3 separate regions of the Homo sapiens genome follow, and all the other regions are linked to region 1. Evidence: chromatin loops called from intact Hi-C (ENCODE). Cell type or tissue: heart left ventricle. All regions are shown on one strand. Links, peaks and the distances in the headings refer to the core of each region. The heading gives the core; the rest is flanking DNA. Region 1 overlaps SYN3 (synapsin III). Region 2 overlaps SYN3 (synapsin III). Region 3 overlaps SYN3 (synapsin III).

Region 1 (6,296 bases), core at 559-5,558:
CCACAGTGGGGACTCTGTGTGGGGGCTCCAACCCCACATTTCCCATCCCCACTGCCCTAGCAGAGGTTCTCCATGAGGGCCCCACCCCTGCAGCAAACTTCTGCCTGGACACCCAAGTGTTTCCATACATCCTCTGAAATCTAGGCAGAGGTTCCCAAACCTGAATACTTCTGTGCATCCGCAGGGCCAGCACCATGTGGAAGGTGCCAAGGCTTGGGGCTTGCACCCTCTGAAGCAACAGCCTCAGCTGTACCTTGGTCTCTTTTAGCCACAGCTGAAGTGGCTGCGACACAGGCACCAAGTCCTGATACTGCACACAGGAGGGAGGGCCCTGGACCCAGCCTATGAAACCATTCTTCCCTCCTAGGCCTCCTGGCATGTGATTGGAGGGGCTGCCCCCAAGGTCTCTGACATGCCCTAGAGACATTTTCCCCATTGTCTTGGTAATAAACATTCGGCTCCTTGTTACTTATGCAAATTTCTGCAGTGGGCTTGAATTTCTCCCCAGCAAATGGATTTTTCTTTTCTATCACATTGTCAGGCTGCAAATTTTTCAAACTTTTATGCTCTGCTTCCTCTTGAATGCTTTGCTGCTTAGAAATTTCTTCTGCCAGATACCCTAAATCATCTCTCTCAAGTTCAAAGTTCCACAGATCTCTAGGGCCGGGGCAAAATGCTGCCAGTCTCTTTGCATAGCAAGAGTGACCTTTACTCCAGTTCCCAAAAAGTTTTTCATCTCCATCTGAGACCACCTCAACCTGGACTTCATTATCCATATCACCATCAGAATTTTGGTCAAAACCATTCAACAAGTCTCTGGGAAGTTTCAAACTTTCCCACGTCTTCTTGTCTTCTGAGCCCTCCAAGCCTCTAGGAAGTTCCAAACTTTCCCATATTTTCCTGTCTTCTTCTGAGCCCTCCAAACTGTTCCAACTTCTGCCTGTCATCCAGTTCCAAAGTCACTTACACATTTTTGGGTATCTTTACAGAAGCATCCCACTCTCTGGGGTACCAATTTACTATATTAGTCCATTCTCACACTGCTATAAAGAACTACCTGAGACTGGGTAATTTATAAAGGAAAACGGGTTTAATTGACTCACAGTTCCACATGGCTGGGGAGGCCTCAGGAAACTTACAATCATGGCAGAAGCCACCTCTTCACAGGGTGGCAGGAGAGAGAATGAATGAGTGCCAAGTGAAGGGGGAAGCACATTATAAAACCATCAGCTCTTGTGAGAACTCGCTACCACAAGAGCAGCAGCATGGGGGTAACTGCCCCCATGGTTCAATTACTTCCCACTGAATCCCTCCCACAACACATAGAGATTATGGGAACTACAGTTTAAGATAAGATTTGGGTGAGTACACAGTCAAACCGTATCAGTAGGCACCAAGTAACTATGTATTAACTGAATAAATGAATGCATCCCATTCATTAAATGTGCCAGATGCTCTGTTAGTCCAATGTGCATGTATATACACTCATTCACTCCTTGAGACATTAACTTAGTTTGGGAATGATTAAATCTATGCTTTGCTATTTATAGTTTTTTTTGTTTTGTTTTGTTTTTTTGAGATGGAGTCTTGCTCTCTTGCCCAGGCTGTAGTGCAGTGGCACGATCTCAGCTTACTGCAACCTCCACCTCCCAGGTTCAAGTGATTCTTTTGCCTCAGCCTCCCAAGTAGCTGGGACTACAGGCAGGCGCCACCACGCCCGGGTAATTTTTTTGTATTTTTACTGTAGACAGGGTTTCACCATGTTAGCCAGGAGGGTCTCGATCTCCTGACCTCATGATCTGCCCACCTCGGCCTCCCAAAATGCTGAGATTACAGGTGTGAGCCACCGCACCTGGTGCTATTTATAGTTTTTAATGCATACTCTATGTAAAGTCAACATTAAAGTATGTTCAGCAGATTCAGACCATCAGTCTGACTTTACTGCTTCCTGCTCAGAAATTGCCTCTTCTTAACCAGATTGGTCATGTGAATCACCTGTCTTCCGATCCAGTGTGAATCATCTTAGGTGTTGCTGCTTGCTTAAGGGTATTTATCATGAAACTTTGTTTGTCTCTGCTTATGTGTTTATGTAAAGCATCACTATTAGGCTCTGAGCTTAGTGGTTGATGTCTGCCGGGGTGTTTCTTTTAGGCCCTCTGCCCTGAACAATGCCCATCTGCCTGGTAGTCAAAATGCCTGCATGGCCCTTGAAGTTTTCTCTCTCTCTTCATCCCAACATTTGACCTTGATTTTGAGTGTTCTCTGCTAGCTGTGTTATCCCTGGCTCAGCTGTTTGTCAGGGAAGTTACGTCTTTGCATGGAGGTTGAACTTAATAAATGGCAGTATGGTGCAATGTTAAGAATACAGACATCAGAGCTAGGCTATCTGGGTTGAAATTCCATCTCTACCCTGAAGTGACTAATGACCTTTGTAAATTACTGCACCTAAATGGGAATAATGATAGTACCTATGTCATAGAGTTAATGTATGTAAGTAGGGTTAAGATCTGAGTTAGTATAACAGTGCATGGGATGTGCCTGGTAGACAGTAAGTACTGCATAAGTGTATATTATTATTGCTGACTATTGTGATCCTTCCTGTGTAACATTAATCATCTTAACAGTAGCCCCTTGTAGGCATGCCTGTTTAATTTCTTCATGCCAAATATACAGGGCAGTCTGGATTAGGATTTATCCCATTGTGCTATTTATTTAACCCATTGGTCCGTTGGTCACTCTTCCCTGTAGGTCCTGGGTGATAAAGTTGGGTCTTATTAATATCTGTCCCTCCAGTGTCCATGTGGTATACAGTAGGGTAGGGGAACAGTGAATGAGGTTGAAATGCAATGAGTGGCCTCAGACATAACATTTAAATTTTGAATTTGATGTTCAGTCTCTCTATTCCACAGGAAGGACCAGTGTGTGAATTTTAGGCTGTGTGCAAGGGTAGGGACACAGCTTTGGCCAGAGGAGTTTTTCCCAATATATTTCAATCATTCGTCCTATGGCCACACTTTAATTGGGACTCAACAGTCTTTGTTTATGGTGTTCTTGCCCCTCAGTGGGTGAAAAAGGGGAGAAGTAAGAAACTAAGACTCATTAACTCATCTGGCAGTTGGCCCTGCAATTATTAGATGTTTGTGACAGAGACTTCCTACCACCAACATACAGCTTCTCCCACAGAACTCCATCCTAGATTCTTCACGAACTTCCTAACCTCTCTGAATCGCAACACTTTCCCGGCTTTCTCCAAATTGATGCTGACTGCCTTAGAGTCTCGGTCCTGTCCTGAAGAATCCCGGAAAAATGCCTGTCCCCTGCCACCAGGAGCGGCCAGCAGGTGGCAGGGCAGCCCCACAATGCCTGGGTGGTTCTGCAGAGTCTGGTGCCTCTGGGCCAGCCCCCTCCCCAGCCCCTCCTGCACTGTGTGAGCTGTCTCCCAGGGGAGGAAGTGGTTAAAGGGAAGAAGCCAGCTCACAGGGCCCCCTTCTTTCCCCTTTCAGATGATAATGAAGGGGAGAGGAGCTGCAGTCTGGACAGACAGTGAACCCACCCCAACCCCAACGGGGACGATGATGCTGCCCCCTTTTCTACCCTTCTCAGCCCTTCTCAGGAAGACAGACGTTTCTCTGTCTTCCCATTCCTGGTCCAGGGCCTTCCAGTAGAATCAGGTTTTGTTGTGGACAGGTGGGGTAATTGCAGGATACCACTCTTCCCTGCCTGATGTGTCCAGCTTGTAGACTCTGAGTCAGCCTGGGTCCCTTGAGGACGATCCAAAACCTGGCCAGTGACCTGGAGAGAGACCTTTCATCTTCAGGAGAAATAGAGGGTCTCAAAGCCGTCTTTGCTGGGAGAACTCATGGCCAGGCATTTAAAGATACTCTCTCCTGTTGGGGGTGCCTGAGGAGACCAGCCTGGCTAGGCAAGGATGTAAGGCCTGGCTCCGGATAGGTCTGAACTAAAGGTGATGCTCTCCTCTGGGATGGTGGGGGACAATCAGCAGTTTGTTTGTTTTTAAATGAGGTGGGGTTTCACTGTGTTGCCTAGGCTTGTCTTGAACTCCTGGGCTGAAGCGATCCTCCCACTTCGGCTTCCCAAAGTGCTGAGATTACAGGTGTGAGCCACCGTGCCCAGCCTCATCTGTAGATTTGAGAACCACAAGGGAAAGGAGAATTATAATTAATTGATATCAAACTCAGTTCTCTTCAGCCCCACTGCCACTCCACTGCTTATCTTGCCTAGAATTTTCCAGCAGCTTCACTGGTCTGAAACCTCCCATCTTGAGTTCACCTTCTGGTTACCTTCCATGGGACTACCCAAGGGTCATCTTTCTGAAACACAAATCTGACCAGTTTCACTTTGCTCCTGCCTGCCCCCTCCCCATGCATCTCGTTTTATTAATATAATCCTGTGGTGGGGGAATCGTTGCCCTCAAAGTCATAAGCATGCCTGCCCTGCCCTCCCTCTAGTTCTGCCTCCAGCTCTGCTTCCTGTGCTTTTATTGTTTGTTTTTGTTTTGTTTTGTTTTTGTTTTTTAGAGACAGAGTCTCATTGTGTTGCCTAGGCTGGAGTGGAATGGCGCAATCTCAGCTCACTGCAACCTCCACCTCCGAGGTTTAAGTGATTTTCATGCCCCAGCCTCCTGGGGGTCTGGGATTGCAGGCACAGGCCACCACGCCCAGCTAATTTTTGTATTTTTAGTAGAGACGGTTTCATCTTGTTGGCCAGGTTGATCTCGAACTCCTGACCTCAAGTGATCTGCCTGCCTCGGCCTCCCGGAGTGCTGGGATTATAGGCGTGAGCCACCGTGACTGGCCCTGTCCTGTTTATTCTGCAGGAAGAGTAAGCCACTTGTAGTTCTCAAACACACCTTTCCGCCTTAGTACATTCTGTTCCCTGTTACCTGGAATACCCTTCCCTATCTTGTACACCTGGCAAGTTTCCATTCATGTTTGAAATCCTGCTCAGGTGTCCCCTCTTCTGAGAATTCTTCCCTGACACACCCCACCCTGCAGTGTTAATATCGACCTCCCTTGTGTAACTTAAAACACACTTCATCATGCTGGCGCATCATGCAGGCGCACATACCACACTGTATCTGTATTATAATCGTCTCTTCTGCAAGAACAAGGCCTGTCTCTTACTCTTCCTAATGTCCCTGGAGCTCAACACACAGTAACTGTTCAGTTAGCATATGTCATTGCCCTACCTTAGTCCAAGCAGGATAACTTGTACTGGGCATAGTGGAGTCTGAAGCTCACCTCACCTTAGGGTTCAGGAACACAGAACACACGGTGGAGGAGTTTCTATTTTTATTCACTTCTGTATAAAATCTTGGCTCTTTACTTACCAGGATGCCAGAGTCACTGTAAGGCTGCTATTTGAAATTGTTTTTAAAAAGGAGGATGGAGGGACTTTTGTTTTTTTTTTTTTTTTTTTTTTTACTATTTCTATAGAATGTACCAGAATCCCAGGTTTGATTTTCAAAATCAAAACCTTTAACATGACCCAAAAAATAAAAAAGACAGGTGGAGTTGGTGTACCTCCCTGCCCTCAGTTTATCCTACAAGGTCTCTGGAGCCTGGATAGAATGGGGAGGAGGGCTGTTGGGGGAGCAGCGAATAGAAGCTGTTCCTCCCCAGGTCACTGCGGTCCTCCCTGGGTGGCCTCTGGAGCCCTGGCTCTCCTGTCCTCTTACTCTGCTGGTAGCCTTTTTCTCAGAAAATCTGCTCTTCCATTTCCGCAATGATCTATTGCTATCTTTGCTGTTATTGCCCACCCTTCCCAATGGTTTCTTTTTTCTTTTATTTGTTGGGTAAGAAATTAAAAGGGTGTCCTTGGTTTGAAACCCTCTGAAACCCTCCTCAGCTACCATCCATCTGGTGGAGAGAATATCAGACTACACCTTCCTACCAAACAAGGATTAATGACACCCATTGGTAAGCACCTTGTGCATTTCTAGATTTTCCAAGAGTTATTACGCTGTATGATCATCACCTATCTGCCCACCCACTTCTACATGGTGTCTGTATTTGCCCATGCCTAGAACAGGGCAGATAATAGGTACGTAGGAAATGCCTGTTGACTGAATGAGGAATTTGGGAGGTGGTGCGTTATTGGCAATGACAAGGTTGGGGGTGTGACAATCAAACTGAGGAATGACATTGGTGGCATTCTTTTTTTTTTTTTTTTTGAGATGGAGTCTCGCTCTGTCACCCAGGCTGGAGTGCAGTGGTTCAATCTCAGCTCACTGCAAGCTCCGTCTCCCGGGTTCACGCCCTTCTCCTGCCTCAGCC
Region 2 (6,296 bases), core at 501-5,500, 340 kb after region 1:
CATTGTGCAATGCAAAATTTTAAATGCAAATATGAAAACATTGAACTCATAAGCAGAATCAATAAAATTACACAATTCATATTTCATAGTTCCTACATGCTGTATTAGTCAGTTCCCACACTGCTAATAAAGACATACCCGAGACTGGGTAACTTATAAAGAAAAAGAGGTTTAGGCTGGGCGTGGTGGCTCATGCCTGTAATCCCAGCACTTTGGGAGGCCGAGGCAGGTGGATCACGAGGTCAGGAGATCGAGACCATGCTGGCTAACACGGTGAAACCCCGTCTCTACTAAAAATACAAAAAATTAGCCGGGCGTGGTGGTGGGTGCCTATACTCCCAGCTATTCGGGCGGCTGAGGCAGGAGAATGGCGTGAACCCGGGAGGCGGAGCTTGCAGTGAGCCAAGATGGCGCCACTGCACTCCAGCCTGGGCGACAGAGTGAGACTCAAAAAAAAAAAAAAAGAGAAGAAAAGAAAAGAAAAACAAGTTGAATGGGCTTACAGTTTCACATGGCTGGGGAGGCCTCACAATCATGGCAGAAGGCGAAAGGCACGTCTTACATGGCGGCAGCAAGAGAAAATGAGAGCCAAGCGAAAGGGGTTTCCTCTTACACAACCATGCTACACAAAACTAACTCAACTGTTTTTATTTCACTTCTGGATGCACACACATTCTTCCAACCCCCTCTACTTGAGGCTTACTGTTGAGTAAGTAAGGACTAAAAGAAAAGTGAACTATGAATTGGCCTACCTTTTTCTTTTTTTCTGTGTCATCATATTCAGTATAAATTATTGGCTAGTAAGAAGGAACATGAGGGAATCTCTTGGTTGGTTGTTTGCTTTTCTCAGAAAGTGATTGTCTTCCTCATCTGTAAAATGGGGATACTTTGTAAGGCAATTTTAAAACAGAAAATTCATCTATCCACTCATGTAATTCTATACCACGCACAGTGCTTGGAACACATATGTGGTCAGTAAATATTTTAAGTGCTAAGAATTCAGTGTGGCTCAAGTTGGGAGGATGCTGAGGTACATAATAAAAATAACAGCTCAGCAGTAATTGAGTATTTATTATGTGCCAGGCATTGTGTTAATGCTATTGTATTAACTCATTTCCTCTTAATGACAGCCTTATGAAGTAGGTATTTTTATTACCCCCATTTTACAGATGAGGAACTTGGAAAGGTCAGTAACTTGGCCAAAGACCCGTAGCCAGTTAAGTGGCATATCTGGGAGTCAGGCCCAGGTCAATAAGATGCCAAAGCATGTGCTTTGGAACACTGACTATATTGGTCCCATAGTTACTTGGTAATAAAATCAAAGTAGTCAAAGAGCTATGGAGGGAAATGATGAGTTCCATCTGGGGAATCCAAGAAAGGCACTGAGAAGGCAGCTGTATGTACACGTCTGTAGCTCAGGAATGATGAACAGACTATAGATAAGATTTGGGAGTCCTCAGCTGAATGATAGCCACTGAAACCGTGAACATGGATATGAGTTAAGATAAGACAGCCCTATAGAACTAAGGCATCTGAGAGCCAAGGGAGGAGAAAAGAATGCCGAAAAGGAGACGTTGCAGAGGTAGGAGTGGATGCATAGGGGGAATACCTGGAAACCTGTGGACATTAATTCACATGCTACAGAGATGACCAATCAGATGACAACTGCAAAAAGACCTTTAGATTTTGCACGTGTCCCCACAGATGACTCCGGGTAAAACAGACTCCCTAGACTGGTAGATAAGGGGAAAGGGACAATGGAGAGATTTATAACTAAACTTGGTATGACTTTTCATCTGTCACATTCCATGGAAAAAAATTATCCTTTGTCAAACTACATTTCCTGACTTGGAGGCTAAGAAAAGTCAGTCACTGCAGCAAGATGCAAGATGCAACTTGGCTGTGGACATTTGCCAAGCCACTTACGTCCCCTCTTGAGGCCTCAGTTTCCTCATCTGTACATAGAGTTATTGGATGAGACATACTCTAAGTTTTCTCCCAGATCCAAAATTCTATTCCCTTCCGTTCCAGATGCTCTTTGAGGATGTTGGTGTTGACAAGAAAGGTGGGGGGAAAGAGAAGGACCCTGCTTGACCGCGACAGGTCCCCTTGTATCCTGTTCCCTCTCCATCTTATTTTCTCCACAGTGCTCTAGGGCAGCTGTGGAGCCAATGATGAAAACCACATGTTTCTGGGCAGCCCTGCTGTTGCACAATGCCGCCAAGGGGAGGGCAAAAAAGAAAGAAAGAAAGAAAAAAAAGAAAGTAAGTAAGAAAGGAAAGAAAAGAGCTTTGGAATTCTCGGCTTCTACAGACAATTCCCCCATTGATGTGCTGTGAGTCACGGCGGGCCGCCAGGCCATCATGGTTTCTGAATCACTTCCTTCAAGAGGGGCTCTCCACTTGTTCCCGGGCTGACTTTGGCCAGGGCTGGAATGCAAGGAGATTGGACCCTTTGGAGTGGTTCTGACTGCCTTCCTCTTTGCTGGAGCCCCAGAGGGGAAGGTGGAGGTGCTAGGCAGCAGGGCGTAGGGGTCTGAATGGAATTGAAGACAGCAGAGAAGCAGGTTGGACCTGCTTGTCCCAATTGGTGGACCCAACTCATGCCCCTCTCTCTCCCTCTGTTAGAGAAGAAAATGATGTAAAAATCCCAGATTAAAGGCCAAAGTTTTCTCTGGTGGGCACTAGACTCAGCCAGATCCGGAATTTCTATCCTCTCCACCTTGACATCCTGGCTGATGTGGACAAGGTTGACACCTTTTGAGCAGAGATAGGTTAAAGTTGATCCCAGCCATGTCTCCAATGGCTCACATTAGGGAACCTTGAACGGCACTCTCAGTCTCCCATCTTGCAATTTCCATCTTTGAGGTCAAGGATGTTAATGGCCCAAGAAGCCCTCGCCTGGGTGGTGGTCCTTAGGTGAGAGTCTGTTTTAAGTTCTTGCTTAAAATAAGCTTCACTTTTTTTCGGCCAAGACCCTTAATCCTTGCTCTGGGCCAGACTCTGCGTAGGCACCATGGATCCCAAGAGGAAATAGACATGGCGCCAACTGGACAAAAGAGAATGACAGGTAAATAAGTAATGATGCAAATTTATCACCAAATGCAGACTTGGGGACAAGGGGAGCTCCAGAAGGCAGCCAGAAATGTTTGTTGGATGGAGCATTTAGCGCCATTTTCCTTTGCCCGACCACCATTCCTTCCCCGCCAGCCCCTTAACCCCAGAACTTTCCAGAAGATCAGTATGAATGGGCCCTGGATTAGAGAGGAAGTGGTCTCTTCCCTCCACCAACACAGGGTGCTGTTTCTCAATGACCCCAGCTGTTAGGGAATATGCTAGAATGCCGCCATCTGGTGGGCACACGGAGCCGTGTCCATTTCGCAACTTTGCTGCACCTGGGGCAAGTGTCAGAGACGCACTGACCTGGAAGCCATGCCCCAAAGAAACCAGGTTTGGCACGGCTACTTATTTGACTGAAGTTACAGGTGATGAGCAAAAGGAGCGCCTTTTAAGGAGTCCTCCTGACCACATTCAGCTGGCTGTCTCCCTTTAAGGAGGTGAACTTGGAGGAAAAGCTAGTTTAGAGCAGGCACCATATCTTCATCTTCTCTATGCCTCTCATAGCCTCTAGCAGCAGATCCAGGAGGTAATGGGTGCTCAATGCATGGATGTTCAATGGGATCAGTTACTGAATATGATCAGTGAGAATGATAGCAAGGGTTCTTTCTATCTTGCACCACCATATCCCTAGCACCATGCCTGACTCTACAAATATACATTGAACCATTGAATAAAATTAGACTCTCGGAAGTAAAGATTCTGGAAACAGCAAACATGATTTGCTGGAGGACAGTTTAGGTATTGCCTGTATTGTCTAGTACAGCCTCCTTCCTCTCAGATGCATCCCAGGGAGACACAGTGACTTCACCAAAGTCACACAGCCACTCTTTAGAACTGGGACTGGTGGGCGGGCCAACTTGCCACCTGGTTGCCTGGCAGAATCCAGGTTGCCTGCCCATGTATATATGAGAAACAAGACAGGCAGCAAAAAAAGTATGGAGGAGGCATTTGTCCAGGGTCACACCCAGTGGAAGAGCTTCCCACTAAGAATATCTGAAACACCTTTTCAAGGACTCTAATACTATCCTGTGCTCCTAGGGTGAAAAGGAACACCACCTAGTGCATTAAATAAAGAGGTAAAGAATGTCTAGCAATCCAAGGAAAACAGAGCCAAATGCAGTTACTGGGTGCACAGAATGTGATGTGGGAGGTACCAGTCATGTCACAGGTCCAGGTGGAGCTCTTGTCTCCCAGGAAGAGTTTGTGAAATAGTATAACCCATGTTCTGAAGTTGAGCTCCAGAGTGGGTGATGGTTACCCAGATGGAAGAAGCAATCTGGCTTACATGTAACAATAAAGGATCTGGCTGTCTCCCCAGCACACTCTTCGTGGCTTCATTCTCTCTCTCAATTTTCCCTCTTTCCTGTGCCACATGGACCTTTCTAACACTCTTCTGCTTAGACCATCAATGGCTCCCTATTGCTTCTTAGATAAAATCTAAATATCTTCCCTTATCATCACCCCACTCCAACTCTTTAGCTACATACTTCATCCCTTCCTGCTTAGCCCTTACTCACCTTGGTTACACTGTTAGGACGCCTGTCCCTCAAGTAGGTTCCAGTCCTGGCTTCACCACTTGCTCTCATTGTGACCTTAAGGAAATCACTTAATTCCCTGTGCCTTCATTTCCTCATCTATAAAATGGAGTTCATGCTAGCATCTACCAGACTGGGCTGTCGTGAGAATGGATTTGAGTTCAGTATGTGAAGTCCGAATAGCGCCTGTCATGTGGTATGCTCGCAATGTATGTTAGCAATCATTCCTGTTATTATCGCTACATATAACATGCTTCCTCACGCCCCCATCCTTTCACACATGTTCACTGTGCCTGAAATGTCCTTTCTCTGCCTTCTCCCTCAGATGGACAACAGCTCATTCTTCAAGCTCCAGCTCAACGTCCCTTTTTTAGCAGTAGGGGAAGTTAAGTGCACCCTCATCTTTGTACACATCCCGACCCCATGTTCACCCTAAATCCCATTGTCACCACGAACATCCTTACTCATCAAATGGGGGTGTAATAGCATCTGTTGATCATGGTACCTGCCTGAAATGCCTTATGGATGGGATGGGCGACTCCACAGTCATCCTGTAGCCTGTGTAAATTGCAAAGCCTTCAATGAGCGTGAGAGATGTGTATTTTTGCCATCATGGAAGGGCTGTTGGCTGTCCAGCTTCTAACCTGCCAAGGCAGGGTCAGCATGTCCCTCGCTGACCCAAGGCCCAGTCTCCAGGAGGACCCCTGCCTCTCACAGACACCAGCTCACTCTGCAGCCTGCTGGGCCACACTTGCTTCTCTCACCCATCCACCCGAAAGCGGGGTTGGGGGAAGTCAAACACCAGCTATGAGCACAGGGTGCTGCCAGCACAGCCTACCCAGGGATCTCCCACCTGCTCGTCACCGACCACCTTCCTTTGGTTTCTCCTGGGCTCTAGGGGTGTCTGCAGCCCCCCTGCCCTCACCCTAGGCTCTGCCTTTATTCTCCTTCTGCCTCACTTGGCCTGTTCACCGTAAGAATGGAGAGGTCTCCTCCCGACTCCCGGCCCACCCTCCTTTTTTCTCTCTCCTCCCCCTCAGCATGCTTTAACGTCCTCAAATCCATCCCAGAGGCTTTAACAAGGCTACCTTCATCCACTCATCAAGCACTGTGTGAGGCACTTACTCTCTGCAGGGCACTGAGGGAGATTCAGGATGAGTAAGATGCAAACACTGTCCTAGGAAGACAGGAGGGGAAAGAGAAGTGTTTGTTGAAGGTGCCAGCACAATGCCAGAGACTTAGGGTGGCAAGGGGAGAGAGGGTGAAGGTCTTCTGACATGGTCCTTGGCCATTCTCCACTGGGGGGCTGTAGGTCTGCACTTTGGTTGTGCCTGGCTGGCATGCATTGAGGAGGGGCTGGCCTGATCCTGTCCCAAGCATTCAGCTGATGAGTGACACTGGAGCCCAGTTCATGACTGCTGTGTCCTTTGAGCATAGGGAAGGCTCCGGAGAGCACAGTCTGCAGCCCTTCTTACCAAGCCCTGCCTTGTTCTCAGAATGATGCCACCCCCACTCTGCTCTGCCCGGGCAGCCTGAATGCGAGTAGCCCCTGGTTGAAGGCCATTTGGCCCTGGGGCAACAACCTTCCTTGGCCAGCACCCCTGTCTGAGTCTCAGCTAACTTCTGTGTCTCTCTCAGTGGC
Region 3 (6,296 bases), core at 797-5,796, 470 kb after region 1:
ACATTAAAAAAAAAAAAAAAAAAGTAAAAGTAGTGGGCTCGGACTTCAAAAAATAAGAAAACAACGTCTCCCAAGAATGTTCCAGGGGAAAAATGAAAGATAGCTTTTCAGATTTTTTTTTTCCTCGCAGAAACATTGCAGAGTTGTTTCCTTTGCTTTTGAGTTTGGAGTGGGGTCAGGGGAGATGGGAAGCTTGTTACCAGAAATATAAAAGGTATTTTCCCCCAGTAAGGGAAAAAAAAAAAGGCAGAAGAGATCCCAAAACACTGGTTTCTTCAGCCATCTCTGTGGTGAGAACTGAAAATGTGTGTGAAATGTTTTGTGAAGAGGCTCACAGTGAAATACTCAGGGGAAAAGACCCTTGAACTTGTCCTCTCTGACCTTGTCCGGGGAATGACATTGCTCACTGGAAAAATGTTTCCCTGGGGAGACGAGGGTGGCCACTTCCTTTGGCTGTCTCTACCGTGGGGATTCCAAAATGAACCTCAGGTTCCTTGCGGTGGCTGTTTTCCACTGCAGGGAATGTAGGAAACAGAGACCAGAATAAAATGGGGTTGGCAGGGGCAGGGGGAGAGAGGACAGGCAGGGTGCAGCAAGCCTGTGTACCTTCGCGGCAGACTCCACAGTCAGAGCTCAGCCAGTGGTGACTGAGAGACTGTCCCTGTCTGGGGCGCTGGGATCCAGGAGGCCTCAGTCCCAGGTACGACCTGCGCAGAGCTCAGGACCCTGCTAGAAGCAGTACTCACATTCTTTTTTTTTTTTTTTTTTTTTTTTTTTTTTGAGACGGGGTCTCATTCTGTCGCCAGGGGAAAGAGGGAAGAGGAAAGGCCTGTTTTCCGGGGCCCTGGCAAAACCCAGGCGGGAGGGAAACGCGTTCCACAGGGAGCTGGGCTATTCTCAAAGTGCTTCTATGGGGAGGAGCCTGAGGGATCCTAGTTTCCCCTTCTGCTCTTCTTACAAATAGAGCAACTTGGCTCACTGCAACCTCCGACACTCCCAGGTTCAAGCGATTCTCCTGCCTCAGCCTCCCGAGTAGCTGGGATTACAGGCACCTGCCACCACGCCCGGCTAATTTTTTTTGTATTTTTAGTAGAGACGGGGTTTCACCGTGTTGGCCAGGATGGTCTCAATCTCCTGACCTCGTGATCCGCCCGCCCCGGCCTCCCAAAGTGCTGGGATTACAGGCGTGAGCCACCGCGCCCAGCCAGTATTCACATTCTTAAGCTAGCTTTTCAGTTTCCTAATCAAAGTGGGTGCTTAAACTCACAGATCCCTACAAGTCCCAGCTGGAAGGGTCTTAGCAGCTGCCCAGATCCCTCAGTTCACTGTTGAGAAAAAAAAAAAAAAAAATAGGCCCGTAGAGGAAAAGAAACTTGCCCAAGATCACAGAGCAAATACACAGCAGAAGCCAAGCCTGGAACCCAGGTTCCCTCTTCTCAGTTCCTACCCTGGTGTGCTGTTCCAGTGCTTGGTGGGAATTAGCCTGATGCAGTGGGAGGACCGTGGGTTGCCAGTGCTGTGTCCTTGACCTTGCCACTTCTTTGACCCTCTGCTTCCTCTTGATTACAATGAGGATAATAGTACTGCCTCAAAGAGCTATTCTGAGGTTTATGAGAGATCCTCCACACCCAATGCTTAGAATAGAGCGTAGCACGTAGGAAATGCCCCATAAAATACGGCGCTTCTTAGTATCCTTATCCTTATGAGCCGGGCTTATCACAAGGGCGTCTTATTCCTCCACTAAACAGGTGTCTGTGGAGGGCACACCTGCTTAGCAGGACACGGGGCCCATTCCTAACCTTGGGGGCTCCCAGTCTGGTGGTGGAGACATAGTAAGCAAGGGGTGACAGTGCCGTGGATAAGCTGTCCCGTGTGAAACCAGGTGAGAACGGCAGGATACAGTTGTCAGGTGGCTCGTCAGAGCTTGCACTATCAGAGAGGGCTTCCTGGAGGAAGACCTAGTTAGCTGTTCCCTGTTGGATGAAAGGAGTTGGCCAGGTAAGGAGTGGGTAGAGGGATTACATAAGAACCTGGAGGAGAGAGAAAACCTAATATGTCCAGAGCGTGGGAACAGGGGAGACAAGACGGTGAGTCTGATGGGGTGGCGTGGGTGAATGCAGGCCGCCGACTCCTGCAGTGGAGCAGAGAGGGTGACGCGGCCAGCTGTTCCGCAGATGCGCCAAGGCCTGACAGACACCCCTTCCAGATCTCCCATAGCTTCCCATGCCCAGGGAATCACGTGGAGCATTGGCCTGTGTGACCTTGGGCAAGTCCCCTCCCATCTCTGGGCCTCAGTTGCTCTATTTGTAAAAACAGCAGAAGGGGAAACTCGGATCCCTCAGGTTCCTCCCGATAGAAGCACTTTGAGAACAGCCCAGCTCCCTGTGGAATGCTTTTCCCTCCCGCCTGTGTTTTGCCAGGGCCTCGGAAAACAGGCCTTTCCTCTTCCCTCTTTCCTCTGAACCCTGGGTCAACTCCAGCCCGCGTCATATTTTTGTCATGATCAAGCCCCCACCTTTACTGTTTCTGCTTTGTGGAAAGCAGCCTTGACCTGGGGCCAAAGGAGAGGTGGCCAGCCCCGACCCTGGGAGGGGGCCAGGGTGAGAAAGGAGGGGGCGGAGAGCGGCTCCCCAAAGAAAAGCACAGAAAAGGTCGGCAGAGGCTCCCTGGCCCTTGTCGCATTGCTGTCATCCAGCAAACGTGGGCCGAATTGAACTACCTCCAGGGAGTGGTTTAGACTGAACCGAAGGGAACTGATGTCGCTGCCGGCCAGTCCCAGCTGGAGGTGATTTGCATGGAGGACATCGCCATCTGGTGGTCACTTCTGTCCTGAGCCCTGAGCCCCCACTTCTGGGATGTGATGCCCAACCGCCATCTCTCCTGGCATGGGGGTCCCTCAGCTCTCCCTTCCTCCCCACAGGTAATGGACAGCTCAATGCCGCTGATTGGAGAGCATGTGGAAGAGGACAGACAGCTGATGGCCGACCTTGTTGTCTCCAAAATGAGCCAGCTCCCGATGCCAGGAGGCACAGCGCCCTCCCCCCTCAGACCTTGGGTAAGACCCTCACGATCAAAGGAGACTTTATAGCCATGAGAAATGCCAGGCTGTCTGGAAATGGGGAGCCCCTGGATCCAAAGGGGATACCCCCAGGAAGAAACCACCTTGGGGAGAAGGAATGGGGGTGTGGACGAAGGCCAGACATTGGGGAGAGCTTTCACAGCCTGCCCCAGTAAGTGAATTGAGGAGGCTTTCAGAGGCCCCTTCCCTTCTTCACCATCCTGGGGAGAACAATCTTGTCTCAAATGGCCTTTGGGCACTGTGGGCAGAGATGATCGACTGCTGTCCCTTCTGTGCCCTCGGTGCTGGGCCTGAGCAGGATGTGTGTGCGTGCGTGTGCGAGAGCATATGGACACACAAGCCCTCTGTGTGCTCCCAGGGAACCAGTCAATGGACGCTATTGTGTCTCCCATTTTCCCCAACCTCGATGAGCTCCCACGTCGCTCCTCCCCTCCACAGTTCCCACCATGGATTACCAGACTGCTCTCCAAAGAATTTGCCAGCTCCCCAGCTTTATGTAAAAGCAAGTCCCCAAACTTCCACCTCCCACCCCAGATTTCCCCACAGAAAGTAATCTATGATAACAAACATCAGAATCGTAGTTATTATACTGACGGGGCTGCTGGCTGGGAAGGGGCACGGGGCAGGCTTTATCGCAGAGAATGCCCTCTGTTTTGATCTGGGCAGTGGTTACACCGACGTATACACATATAGAACTTCACTACACTGTATACTCCAGAACTGTACACTTTATGTGTAAGAGTCTCTTCTCAATGATAAAAAGATCTTCATAAATGCTGCCCTCTCACCCAGGAAGTAAAGGGCTGTGGTGATACCAACAGGCTTCTTTTCTCTTCTGCTCTAGGCTCCACAGATTAAATCAGCGAAATCCCCAGGGCAAGCCCAGCTGGGGCCTCAGCTAGGCCAGCCCCAGCCACGCCCACCTCCGCAAGGTATGACCCAGGACGAGCCACTGCAAGAAAGCATGCAGTGAGGGTGCTGAAATGCACCGAGGGATCCACATGTGATTCCCACAAGGGGCTCTGGGAAAATGCACCTGAATACTTTATCCACAGAATGAATGAGACTATGGGGTTGGTCAAACTCTTTAAAAAGTCAAGAAAGGAGAAGGGAAATAGAAGGTTAATTTATTAAGAACCTAATATGCACCAAGCACTGTGCCAGGGAATGTCCCACCTATTTTCTCACTTTTATTTTCCCAGCCGTCCTGCAGTGAAAATGTCATTATTTCCTTTTTTTTTTTTTTCTTTTGAGACAGAGTCTTGCTCTGTCGCCAGGCTGGAGTGCAGTGGTGCGATCTCGGCTCACTGCATCCTCCACCTCCCAGGTTCAAGTGATTCTCCTGCCTCAGCCTCCTGAGTAGCTGGGATTACAGGTGCACACCGCCACGCCCAGCTAATTTTTGTAGTATTAGTAGAGATGGGGTTTCACCATGTTGGCCAGGCTGGTCTCAAATTCCTGACCTCAGGTGATCCGCCCACCTCAGCCTCCCAAAGTGCTGGGATTACAGGCGTGAGCCTTTCTACTGCGAGGTAAAAGTTGAGGCTTTGCCCAAGGAGGCAGAAAATGGTAGATTTACAAGTCTGGCCTTTCAGACCTTTCAAACCTAGGAAGTGTTTATTCATTTCAATGAGTGGTGCCTGATGATAGATTTGTGAGTCGACCAGCTAGAGTAAGAAAGATAGAAAAAGGGAAGATCATCTATAAAACCTTGGCCATTGAAATTCCTCCTCAAATATATTCCAGCATTACTACATTCCACCACTTATTAGAGAATGGACAAACTATTGTAAAAAGATGAAAAGCAATCAGGGCAATGGCTAACTAACTTTCTCAAAGAATATCAGCTGCTCTGATATTCTTGCATGCAGTCTTGAGAGAAATCCGCCCCGTATCCTCTCTTGCAATCAAAACCTCCTGGGCACACTCGCTCTGGCACCAGCATGGAGCTTCAGAGCACCTGTGCACCAAGAAACCAAAGCAGGCAGTCTCGCTGCAATCTTTTAAGGATCTTCTTAAAAACCTATCAGAGGCCGGGCGCGGTAGCTCAGGCCTGTAATCCCAGCACTTTGGGAGGCCGAGGCGGGCGGATCACGAGGTCAGGAGTTCGAGACCAGCCTAGCCAATATGGTGAAACCCCATCAGTACTAAAAATACAAAAAAACTAGCCAGATGTGGTGGTGGTGTGCACCTGTAATCCCAGCTACTCGGGAGGCTGAGGCAGGAGAATCGCTTGAACCCAGGAGGCGGAGGTTGCAGTGAGCCGAGATTGCGCCACTGCACTCCACCCTGGGCGATAGAGGGAGATTCCATCTCAAAAAAACAAAATAAAATAAATAAATTATATATATATATCAGAAAGAAGGCATTACTATCATGTTGTGGCCTTCCCAGTCACTATTATTAAAAGCAACAGATTCATTACTTTGTGAAAAAAAGTCAACCTTGGCCACCAAATGGCTTCCTCTTCCACAGGTCTTAGATAAAATGTCCCATTCATTTTTCTTGTTTGTGTTTCTCCTTCTGGAAAAGCAGGAGATATTTTTAAGAAAAGGGAAATTGTATAATTGTACACAACTGTGTACAGACATACCTCAGAGATATTGCTGGTTCGGTTCAAGACCACCCCAGTATATAGTAAATATCAGAATAAAGGGAGTCACACAAATTTTTTGGTGCATATAAAAGCTATGTTTACACTACACTGTAGTCTCTTAAGTACAATAGCATTATGTCTGAAAAAAACAAAGTACATACCTTAATGATAAAATACTTTATTACTAACAATCGTCTGAGCCCTAGGTGAATAGTAACCTTTCTGCTGATGGAGGGTCTTGCCTCAATACTGATGGCTGCTTACTGATCAGGGTACTGGTTGTTGAAGCAAGGGGTGACTGAGGCAATTTATAAAAATAAGGCAACAGTGAAGTTAGCTGCATGCATTGACTCACCCTTTCACACAAGATTTCTCTGCAGTACGTGATGCTGTGTGATAGCATTTTACCCATAGTAGAACTTCTTTCAAACTTGAAGTCAGTCCTCGCAAAACCTGCTGCTGCTTTATCAACTAAGTTTACGTAATATTCTAAATCCTTTTGTTGTCTTTTCATCAATCTTCATAGCATTTTTTTTTTTTTTTTTGAGACGGAGTCTCCTTGTCGCCCAGGCTGGAGTGCTATGGCGTGATCTCCGCTCACTGCAAACTCCGCTTTCCCGG

The links. Peaks named below come from ENCODE experiments on the same cell type or tissue, not always from the same donor. Only the 100,000 strongest peaks of a DNase experiment are listed, where the experiment ranks them.
Region 2: a loop joins it to region 1, with 18 times the contacts of the local background. A loop is called at or near these places in 55 of 110 quality-filtered maps.
Region 3: it touches region 1 in a loop (13-fold over the local background); 90 of 110 quality-filtered maps call a loop at or near these places.

Annotation. Positions count from the first base shown.
Region 1 is chr22:32,997,924-33,004,219 of GRCh38, reverse strand. The region is part of intron 2 of SYN3 (synapsin III); the gene reads left to right. Among named protein-coding and RNA genes, the nearest start is that of SYN3, 57 kb to the left of the region's middle. In heart left ventricle, for the core only: CTCF peaks have their summits at 3,134 and 3,334 (motif pointing right); a DNase peak (open chromatin) is centred at 3,349.
Region 2 is chr22:32,657,476-32,663,771 of GRCh38, reverse strand. All of the region lies in intron 6 of SYN3 (synapsin III), which reads left to right. It overlaps LOC105373002 (a long non-coding RNA gene), which reads right to left. Exons shown (of 4, transcript XR_938176.4): 4 at 1-3,048. Among named protein-coding and RNA genes, the nearest start is that of SYN3-AS1, 86 kb to the right of the region's middle. RefSeq lists an enhancer at 1,645-2,844. In heart left ventricle, for the core only: a CTCF peak has its summit at 3,357 (motif pointing left); DNase peaks (open chromatin) are centred at 2,361 and 3,361; H3K27ac peaks cover 1,060 bases.
Region 3 is chr22:32,525,633-32,531,928 of GRCh38, reverse strand. It overlaps SYN3 (synapsin III), which reads left to right. Exons shown (of 14, transcript NM_003490.4): 11 at 2,921-3,055; 12 at 3,924-4,011. LOC124905103 (a long non-coding RNA gene) reads right to left here and starts at 78. Exons shown (of 3, transcript XR_007068067.1): 1 at 1-78. RefSeq lists enhancers at 1-238, 2,042-2,541, 2,542-3,043. In heart left ventricle, for the core only: a CTCF peak has its summit at 2,829 (motif pointing left); DNase peaks (open chromatin) are centred at 2,160 and 2,788; H3K4me3 peaks cover 271 bases; H3K27ac peaks cover 2,371 bases.